Regions from separate parts of the Homo sapiens genome. Here region 1 is linked to region 2. A link is a contact called in ENCODE Hi-C or POLR2A ChIA-PET data. All regions are on one chromosome and are shown on one strand. The core of a region is the stretch at or near the end of the contact, and the rest is flanking DNA. Distances in the headings are between cores, read along the strand shown. Region 1 has its middle 53 kb from the start of ELOVL4. Region 2 overlaps SH3BGRL2 (SH3 domain binding glutamate rich protein like 2).

Region 1 (5,299 bases), core at 1,656-4,155, 250 kb after region 2:
CTTTTTAACAAATACTGCTGGCACAACTAAATATTTACTTGAGGAAAAATAAAAAATTACTCTTATCTCACATGATACACAAAAATTAATTGTAAATAAACTATAGACCTATGGTTTTAAGAAGAAAATATAGGAGAAAGTCTTTGTGATCTTTTGGTATGGAAAGATTTTCTATATAGAACACGAGAAGCATTAAACACAGAAGAAAAAAATCAATAAAATGAACTTGATCAAAATAAAAAACTACTGCTCTTCAAATGCTACAGGCTGAGGGAAATATTTGGAACACATATATCTGACAAAAATTTGTATCCAGATTATTTTAAACAACACTACTTAATACTAAGATAAACAATCCAATGTAAAAATAGGCAAAAGATTTGAACATTTTACAAAAGAAGCACATGAAAGAAGTGCAATATTGTTAACATGAGGGAAATACAAATTAAAGCCAATATGAGATACCACTACAAGCCCATTAGAATGGCTTAAATTAACAACAACATAAACTAATGAAGACAAAACACTGACAATATTGTTTGTGAAGATATAGAGGAAGTAGAACTCTTTTTTTTTTTTTGAGACAGAGTCTTGCTCTGTCGCCCAGGTTGGAGTGCAGTGGCATGATCTTGGCTCACTGCAAGCTCTGCCTCCTGGGTTCATGCCATTCTCCTGCCTCAGCCTCCCGAGTAGCTGGGACTACAGGTGCCCACCACCACGCCTGGCTAATTTTTTGTATTTTTAGTAGAGACGGGGTTTCACCATGTTAGCCAGGATGGTCTCAATCTCCTGACTTCGTGATCCGCCCACCTCAGCCTCCCAAAGTGCTGGGATTACAGGCATGAGCCATCGTGCCTGGCCTGGAAGTAGAACTCTTATACATTGCTGGTGGGAAGGTAAAATGGTATAATCATCTGCAAAAACAGTTTAGTAGTTTCCTGAAGAGGTAAACATGCAATTGCCATACAACCTAGCAGTTCTGCTGTTAGGAAGTTAGCCAAGAAAGATGAAAATATATGGCCACACAAAGACTTGTGCATGGACGTTCACAGCAATTTTATTCATATAGTCAAAAATTGGAAGCAAACTGTCTTAGTCTGTTTAGTGTTGCTGCAACAGAACACTTGAGGCTGTATAATTTATAAAGAAAAGAGGTTTATTTGGCTTATGATTCTGGTGACTGGAAAGTCGAAGAGCATGGCACCAGCAACTGCTCAGCTTCTGGTGAGGTTCACATATTACATCACAGCATGGCAAAGAAGCAGAAAGGTGAGTAGGCATGTGCAAAAGGGACCAAACAGGAGGAGTAGCCTTTATAACAACCCACTCTTGTGGAAACTAATCCATTCTCACAAGAACTAGCCCAGTCTCATGAGAAAAGTGTTAATCTGTTTTAATGACCTAATCACCCTTTCAAGGAACCACCTCCCAACACCGCTATATTGACAAGTAAATTTCAACATGAATTTTGATGGGGATAAATCTCATTGAAACCGTAATACAATCCAAATGTCCCTCAACAGGTCAACAAATAAACAATTTGTGTTTATGTCCACACAATAAAATGTTACTCAACAATAAAAAGGAACAAGCTAGTGTTACACAACAATATAGATAACTCAAAAACATTATACTGTGCAAAAGAAAGTCTATACAAATGAGTACAAAATATATTATTTTATTTATGTGAAACTCTAGAAAAGACAAACCTAATGTACATTGACAAAGCAAATCAGCGGTCCCTTGGAGCCAACTGCATACTTAAAATGGATGCATTCAGTTATGTAAATCAGGGGTCCCCAGCCCCCAGGCTGTGGACCTGTACCGGTTTGTGGCCTGTTAGGAACCAGGCTGTACAGCAGGAGTTGAGCAGTGAGTGAGAAAGCATCACCACTTGAGGTCTACCTCCTGTCAGATCAATGGTGACATTAGATTCTCAGAGGAGTAGGAACCCTATTGTGAACTGCATATGTGAGGGATCTAGGTTGCACTTTTCTTATGAGAATCTAACTAATGCCTGAAGATCTAAGGTGAAACAGTTTCATCACAAAAACATCCTCCCCCACCCACCACAGAAAAATTATCTTCCATAAAACTAGTCCCTAGTACCAAAATGTTTAGGGACTGCTGATGTAAATCATGCCTTAATAGAGTTAAAAATTGAAAAAATAAAACAACCCACGGCGAAGGCAATGAAGATGAGATTTCATTGTCTTTACCTAGAACTCAGTAAGTGGGAAAAAAGAGATAAAAATGATGAAAATGGGGACAGAAAATGTAGGGAACAAATCCTAGAAATCCAATCTTTATATTTAGACTTCTAGGAGGAGATATTCTTTTAAACAAAATTTATATCCTGCATTGAGTTGTATAACCTGGCAAAGGATAGAATCTCAGATGATTTATCTCCCGACTGCACTTAGGTTTGTTTGATCTTTCCTTCCTCCTCTTTCACTCATTGTGGCATCCAAAGATTACTACCATCAACAACATTGTATGAATTCTGGCTTAAATATTTGTTCCACAAAATGAAATTTTTCTTGCTTTAGATTCCCAAGCTCTGGGGAAGAGAAAAAGGTTGTCATTACATTGGACATCCTCTATTCATTTACACAGGACTATAGCAATCATGTAAGCCTACTTTTTCAGAAAGTATATACTACTGAAATTTGTGTGTGTGTGTGTGTGTTTAAATTCCTATCTTAGGACTGAAAAAGATGTGCACATCTCTCTTAAATTTTGAAGAGACTATTCAGCAAAGGTAGTGTAGATCCCAACACTTCCCTTCAAATGGGGTGGACCCACCCTTCCTAGGAATGAAGAATAGTGACAACTAATCTGTGACACAACAATTTGAGTAGGATTCCTAATATTTTCATGAGGAGTAGCCAGGCTTTAGGAAATTTGGCAGTGTTAAGGCGATGTAGTAATTTTGCTGGAGGCTTAGCATAATTATTCAAAACAAGTCCCTAGAATTTCATTCATCTTTTGGATGAAGTCCAGCAGAAACAAGTTGAGTGGTTTTGCCAACCAGAGAACAGTTTGAGTGATTTTTCAGCAATGTTATAAATACTTTCAAGGAACAATGAGATTTTAGGAATGACTTAGAGAAGATGCAGAGAACTTCATTCCCTTAAAAATTACCACTGTTCACAAAAGAGATGTGATGTCACTTATCTTTAATTTTTATACTATTACTTTGTGTTCTGAGACATGGCTCTAACTGAATTTTGTGTCTCTTACTCTTAACTTTTATAATTATTTTTGCTTTTTAAGACTAATGTCAATAAAACTCTCATACTTGTGCCATTAGAGAGTAAGTTGTACCATGTAAAAACTAATAATTAGGTTGATGAATCAGGCATGGCAATGAGTAATTGGGTGGAGCTTGGCAAAATTTTTAGTTCCATCAGAATGGAGAAATTTAGAGAAGGAATTTTATTACCAAAAACAGGAGGGTGGAAGTGGGGTCTTTTTCTAGGTGTTTTTCTTTAGTTTCTAAAGTAAATTATTATTCTATGAGAGCCACATTATTTTAATGTGAATAATTTTTTCAGAGATCATTTATTTGTAAACAGAAATGATTAACTCTTACATCATAGTTTTCCTGTTAAACTAGTGTCTATATACCACAGGCATAACCAACCACAATTGAAAAACATGGTCAATCTAACTCACTGTGGTTTGTCTGTGTAGCCACACCTTGAGATGGGAGCCTGGAAATGCCAGTTTTGCTAGTCTCAGTACAAATTAGCTACACTTCAGAAACAGATCATCTCAATTTCCTACCTCCTTTCTCTCTCTGTGTACCTATTATTTTCCTTTTCCACAAAAGACATAAAAATCTCTCTTTCTTCCTGAAGAAAGAATCTGTCCTGGTAGAAGTTGTCCAGATAATACCCTGAATCTGAAGATTTAGAGATCATAAATTTGAGCAAGAGGAAGAGCCGTGGCCTTGGCCTGGGCTCGGGAGGCCTATGCCCTGCTCCATCTCTGCCACTGTTTAACCGTCTGAGTAGGTGAAAGATGCGCATTCCCTGTTCTCACTTTCTGCACCATCAGAATAAGAGGGCTGGTCTGGATTATAGCTAACATTCTATGAATCTGATTCTTTCTTTGTTCTCGTTTATTCTGCCCTAGCTGACCTCCTCAATGGGTGCTTTAGAGTTTACAAAGCTCTTCCATACTTTTATGTTTTAAAAAGCCTTTCACATTCTTGATCTCATTAGATTTTTATAGCAAGTTGGAGTGAGAAGCAAAGCAGATTTTACTACTTTTGCTTTATAGGTGAAGAAACTGATGCCAATAGAGGATTTTTGACTTGCTCATTGGCTCATGGCTTCTAATGGTTGAAGCCAGGGTTAGGAGCCACACTGTTAGTAAGTCGTTCCCCATTCTATGCAACCACATTTCATGCCCCCCAGTACATAACGGCTTAAAGATGGTTTGGTTCTTCCATTCTCATTTTAAGGATTGAAAACACAAACTCCAATTTGTTTGTGAGCTTCCCTCATTCTGAAGCTTCAGAGCACTGAAAAGTAATTTAAGGGTTGAGTTCAGAAAATGGCCAATGTACATGTGTTTAACAAGAGTTGTTTTAGTCATTGAAATAGGCAGGGCCAGGAGTAAGGTGAAATGAGTGAGGCCTTTGCTTCAGGCACAAAATTTAAGGGGATACAAAAAAAAGTAATCAAGACGAATATTTTAATGTAGTTAAAGTGCAATTTAATATAACTTATGTTAAAAGAATAAAAATTATTGCAAAAATTCCATGGTGAACAACACATTAAAATTTTGAATAAAGATGGGATCAGTAGAGAAAAAGGATAAAAATTACATACATGTAATTACATGAATATAATTCTTCAATCTGATAAAAATGGCTACTATACCAAATCTACGTCCCCTGCCTCCAGACTTCTGATAATGTAAGGAAAAAAAAAAAGCAAAACTATTCGATTAAACTATTATTAATTGTGCCTTCTGTTACTTGCAGCCAAACACACTGAATCAACATTTTTGAGTCTTATTGGCTGACCATACCTATTTCCTACAACTTTATCTTATACCAAGAAGGTGCACAATAAGTATTTATTGATCCGAAAGAAATTTTTAATTAATTGGGGATATTTCAAAAATAAAATGCTGTTAAGTTATAGGTATAATTCAAAATTGCTGGGATAGACATAGACAGGCAGTGTTGAGAGGGCCATAGCAAGTACTCAATAAAGTAATAATAGTAGGTAATGTTTACCAACTATTTGTTATATTTCAGAGAATGTTGATTTTATTTCTAATA
Region 2 (5,204 bases), core at 413-2,912:
TTCAATTTTTAAAAATCAAAAATTGAAAAGGAAAAGAGCTATTGATGGTGAAAAACTCAGCAGGCAACAGGAAGCAGTGTGAGGTATTAACTAAACAATATTTCTTCCTTAGTTATTTTTCATCTTTGATTTATAAAAAGTTCTTAAATGAATTGTGTTTTTTTCTATCAAATTAGAAATGGGTGACAGAATAGAAAAAAATCTAGAATCATAGTGAATGTTTCACTTTCTAAAGTAGAAATTAGCATGACTTACTGATCACTATATATGAAAGTTTAAAATACTTTATTATGTGCCAGGTGCAGTGGCTCATGCCTATAATCTTTGCACTTTGGGAGGCTGAGTCAGGCAGATCTCTTGAACTCAGGAGCTCGAGACCAGCCTGGGCAACATGGCAAAACCCCATCTCTACAAAAAATATAAAAATTAGCGGGGCATGGTGGCATGTGCCTGTAGTCCCAGTTACTTGGGGGGCTGAGGCAGGAGGAGTGCCTGAACCTTGGGAGGTCGAGCCTGCAGTGAGCCGAGATTGCACTACTGCACTCCAGCCTGGGTGACAAAGTGAGACCTTGTCTCAGACAAACAAACCCCAAAACCATCACCACCAACAACAAAAATACTTTATTTTGAAATGCATATTTAAAAATGGGGTCTAGAAATTATTATTTCACCTGCTAAATGTCAGTTTTTAAAAAAATCACCCTCCAAGCTCTAAACTCAGGAGACCCTTTTAGGCTTCAGGAGTTTTTCAGCAGGAATTCCTTTAAATGGGTATTATTTTAGCTGGAGAGTTAGTTAGAGATTTAAGTTCTATTTAAGCCACATTCCTGTATTCATTTTTTTCTGTGATTGATTTTATTTTATACTGTTTATCCGTGATGCAAAAAAAGAGGTTAGCCTTAAAAATTTAGTGAACATTTTCTTTCTTCTGTGAAATGGCAAGTGCTTGTTAACTTTTGTGGGGACTCTTCTACTTCAGGTTATATACAGTTGTCTTTTGAGGGTCCTCCTTCTAGTTTTAGCTTAAGAACATATCAATGAGCCTTTCTGTTTAGCATTTTTAGATAGTGATGAATATGTGCCATGTGTTAGTTTTTGGGGGGCACTGGGGTGGCTTGGAGGAGTAGGGCAGGAGGGGAGGAGCTGGAGGTTGGAAGCCTGTACCAGCTAGAAACTGCACAACCCAATTTAAGGCAGTGCAGTTTCCCTTCTGTCTCCCTCTCTTAATAGGCTTATCTGACTTCATCTGTCAGCACTGGCTAGTTTCACAGTGGACTGTGGTAATTTAAAGGGTTAGTATTGCTATCTCTTTTATATTTGATTGGTTTATTTTCTAACTCTAAAACAGAAATAAAGCTTGGAAAAGCACTTAATTGAATGTTTCCCTTCTGGTTCATGACAGCTTTGCAGTGGAATGGAAAGCTGAACTCAGATGCCAGCATCCAGGCAGATGGGGCCCCACCTCCCTACAAACTTAGGCACTTTTAGGCTGGCACAGCCTCTGGGACAATTTGGGAACAATTTTGTTGGTCACCTTTGTTACTATTGACAGCTTATTCCCAAGGGGATCTACTCTTTTGAGCTGGTTGAGTATTTGGCAGAACTCCAAGGGGTTGTTTCCTGGAGCTGACCCCTGAAGTGGAAGGTATCCGGCAGGGTGTGTCTGCTTTGCTGTGGGGTCTTGGTGGGCCCTCTGCCAGCATTGCTTCTCAGCTCTTGGAGCAGACAGGGAACGTTGGGTGCGACTGAGGGCAGGGGGTTCTAACTAATTTAGGATGTGTTTGCCATTTCCTACTGGGTCATGGCCCAAATATGAAATGACTTTTTGTCATCTTCAGTCTAGTGGCTTTGAGAGTGGAGGACTGAGAGTAAGAGACATACAATTAGGTGACTTGATTGACAGGTCAGTTCAGTGGTATTTGGTAAATGCAAATATAGTTAAAGTCAGCAGCTATTGCTACATACTGATCTAATATTAAAAACAAAACAAAGCAAAACAAAAAACCCAAAGAGCAATAAGCATAGCTTTTGAGTTAGCTTGTTTTCCTTCTGCATGTTCCACAAGACGTGGGAGTGTGGTCTTCTTCATTCATGACATTCCCATGTGTATTAAAGCTCAGTGGTTCTCTCACCCTTTTGTGTGTGTGTGTGTGTGTGTGTGTGTGTGTGTGTGTGTGTGTGTGGTTTGTTTTAAATCACAGTCTCTGCTTATCTTTCACTGGTTCTCTTTTAATAATTATGTTCATTAGCGTGGTTTCTTCAAATGGGAATTGGCCACCTTTATAAGCCTGGGCCCTTCATTGATGGGAGTTTAGATTTCACTGTTCTTTTATGAGAAACAAACTGCTTACTAGCCAAAATAAATGTTTGGGTTGAGTATGCGCTGATTTCTTTAATTCTGGAGTCAGTTTATATTCAACCCATGCACCTACCTCTCTGTCCTGGCTATGGCAATCTATCATTAGAGAACAGTGTTATGGTTAAGGCGGGGGCTGAGTCCAAATCCTAGCTCTGCCACTGATGAAAGGCATGACCTTAGACAAGTAACCTTAGCCTCTTCATTTGTGTAAGTGGGATAGGAATGGTATTTTATGCATAGAAAAGCTCTTATGAGCTTTGAATGAAATGAATGATTTTGCATTAGGCATTTAGCTGAGTGCCATGACATACTGAGAACTCAGTGCATGTTACCTACTTTTTCTGTATCATAATCATCTTCAGTAGTAGTAGTAGTAATAACAGTAAAAAAAAATCACAATGACCTTGAACTGTGTAAGTTCCTTAACAGTCCAAAAATTATATACAGTACATACTACTTACTAGGCTGAGAACGCATACAGGTATAATTTTAGGAGAGATTTTAGTAAATTTAAGTGTAAAGGGTTTTCCACTTAAATGTATAAGAACATTATAATTTGAGCAGGCCATTCACCAAACATACCATTAGTTAGAGTTCTGCTGTAATGTTTGGATATTTTATAGGTACATGGCATGTTGTGCACGACCCATTCAGATCATATTTTCACTCCCTATAAAGTGCTTACTACTATGCACATAGTCACTATTCTTTGCTATACATAATACAGTCAGCCCTTGGTATCTGTGGGTTCCATATTTGTGGATTCACCTACCTGTGGATCAAAAATAATCAGAAAAAAAGTGGACAGTTGCATCTGTACTGAACATGTACAGACTTTTTCTAGTCTTCATTCCCTAAATAATATAGTATTACAGCTATTTACATAGCATTTACGTTGTATTAGATATTATAAATAATCTACAGATGATTTAAATTATACCATGTTTTACATAGGTTATATGCAAATACTATACGACTTGATATAAGGGACTTGAGCATCCAAGGATTTTGGCATCTAAGGGACACCAAATATACTGTGTATGTTTTTTTTAGAGCCCTGGCTTGATCTAAGGATTGCTGAATAATGTATAGATTTCATCCCAAATGACAACTCTGACTGTTGGATAGTAGCTGCCTGGAGAGCCGGGAGAGGGGTTTTGGAGCCTTGATTGGGATCAGCAGGAAAACAGTGTGATTGATTGTTGATGCCTGCTCTGGTACCAGAGAGAGGATCAGGACTTATGCCACGTATTTGCCATCCCTGCCTTAAACTTCATGTATTTAGACTCTGTCTTTCAGATTCTTGTAACTGATACAGAATATGTTGAGTCTGTGAGTAACCGGGAAAAGGAATATGAAACACCAAGTTGAATTGATGGATATCCTCTGCAAACATCATGCCTTGTCTGTCACCCCAAATTTGGTGGGGGTTGGGGACAGTGAAGGGCCAGGATTTCTGTGTTTAATGAAGATGAATGGAATTTCCTAGAATCCTGACTGTGAATCTGAACACTGTGAATTTTGAATACCTGTGAAACATAAGTTGGGCTGGCAGATGGGCAGGTAGATGATGGTAAAAGCAGTAAGGGGCTTTGTGGAAAAATGTGGGAGACAGGAGAAGGAAAAAGACACCTGGAAGAGGGGACCCATTGTGCTGAGCTTTGGAACACTGAAAGGGCAGCTGAACAATTACTCTTTATCTGTGTCCAGCAATGTGGTACAATATTTACTTTATGTCATTTCATCTTTACAATTGTCCTACAAACTATGATTTCTTATACTCATTTTACAGATGAGAGTGTTGAGACACAGGGTAATTAAGTAGCATGTCTAGGATTATTCAGCTCAGCGGTAAAACCTAGATTCAAACCCTTTTCTTCTGATTTTGTGCCTGGTACTTTTTATATTGCCCCACATTGCTCACCAGAAGAGCCCCTGACCAAGAGACTGGTGAGAACCTGGGTTGTGCTATCGCAACAAGCATGCTAGAATAACAGTGTCTGAGCTCAAGCTGTAATAAAGAGAGGGAATTGTGCAGGACTCCTGAGGAGTGGTTCCAGAGGTCTCCACTCAGCTGCTGAGCTGATAATTGTAGGCATGATGTCCTTAGATCATGTGATAGCAATGGCTTTGCTTCTTCAGAGACTGATGGAAGCTAAAAGGAGTATGATTTAAAATTGAAAACTAATATTTCGTGATAATAATAATGAGTACCATTCACATGTGCAGGCAGTACTAGGGGGCTTGCATTTGTTATTTGTACTCCTTAAAGTAACTTGGTATAGTAGCTATTCATAATTACCCTGCCCCCTCACAGAAGAGTAAGAAACCCAAACTTTAAACAACTTGCCTTGTCATAGAACCCAAAAGGTTGAGATAGCCAGATCTGTACCGTCTTCCTCCTATAGATATGTCCCAGAGGAAGACTTCAGAAGTTAAAGGAAATGAGAATAGGCAGTGCTCCGAAGAGACTGTTTAATGTTTTGTTGGATGTCCTGAAACTAAATGTATGATTTCCTTCGAATGTGATTCTCTTGCTGTGTGTGATAAAGTTGAATAAAACCAACTTGATGGGTTGAACTGGAAGGAGTAAGATTCGATGGGAGGGCAATAGGTAATACGGGGAAAGAAAGGTTGGCCAGGATGGCTGTAACCCAGAGATGGGGTCATAGGCAGAGATATTTAATATATTGGGGCCTTTTGGGCAACAGATCCATGGGGACAAATGGTTGCTGTGGAGGTGTGCGCCCTCATCCTTTACATCTTGAACCCTAGGTTACTAGGAGAAATGTTCTCTATGCTGATTATGCCCTGTTGTATGCTCTGCACAAAGGTGTTCTTGTGA

The links. A loop is a pair of places that touch in the nucleus more often than their neighbours do. ChIA-PET counts read pairs that join two places held with the same protein, here RNA polymerase II (POLR2A).
Region 1: a loop to region 2 is called in a map of lower leg skin, with 5 times the contacts of the local background. The contact joins two enhancer-like sites. A Hi-C loop is called at or near these places in 1 of 168 maps with a recorded cell type or tissue (lower leg skin). POLR2A ChIA-PET finds 5 or more read pairs at or near these places in 2 of 52 experiments (Caco-2 and H1).

What each region holds. Positions count from the first base shown.
Region 1 is chr6:79,892,231-79,897,529 of GRCh38, forward strand. No RefSeq gene overlaps it. Among named protein-coding and RNA genes, the nearest start is that of ELOVL4, 53 kb to the right of the region's middle. Within about 2 kb of position 2,906, at least 2 of the 41 ENCODE cell types and tissues checked have a DNase peak (open chromatin) inside an H3K27ac peak, as active enhancers do.
Region 2 is chr6:79,639,014-79,644,217 of GRCh38, forward strand. All of the region lies in intron 1 of SH3BGRL2 (SH3 domain binding glutamate rich protein like 2), which reads left to right. Among named protein-coding and RNA genes, the nearest start is that of SH3BGRL2, 10 kb to the left of the region's middle. Within about 2 kb of position 1,663, at least 3 of the 41 ENCODE cell types and tissues checked have a DNase peak (open chromatin) inside an H3K27ac peak, as active enhancers do.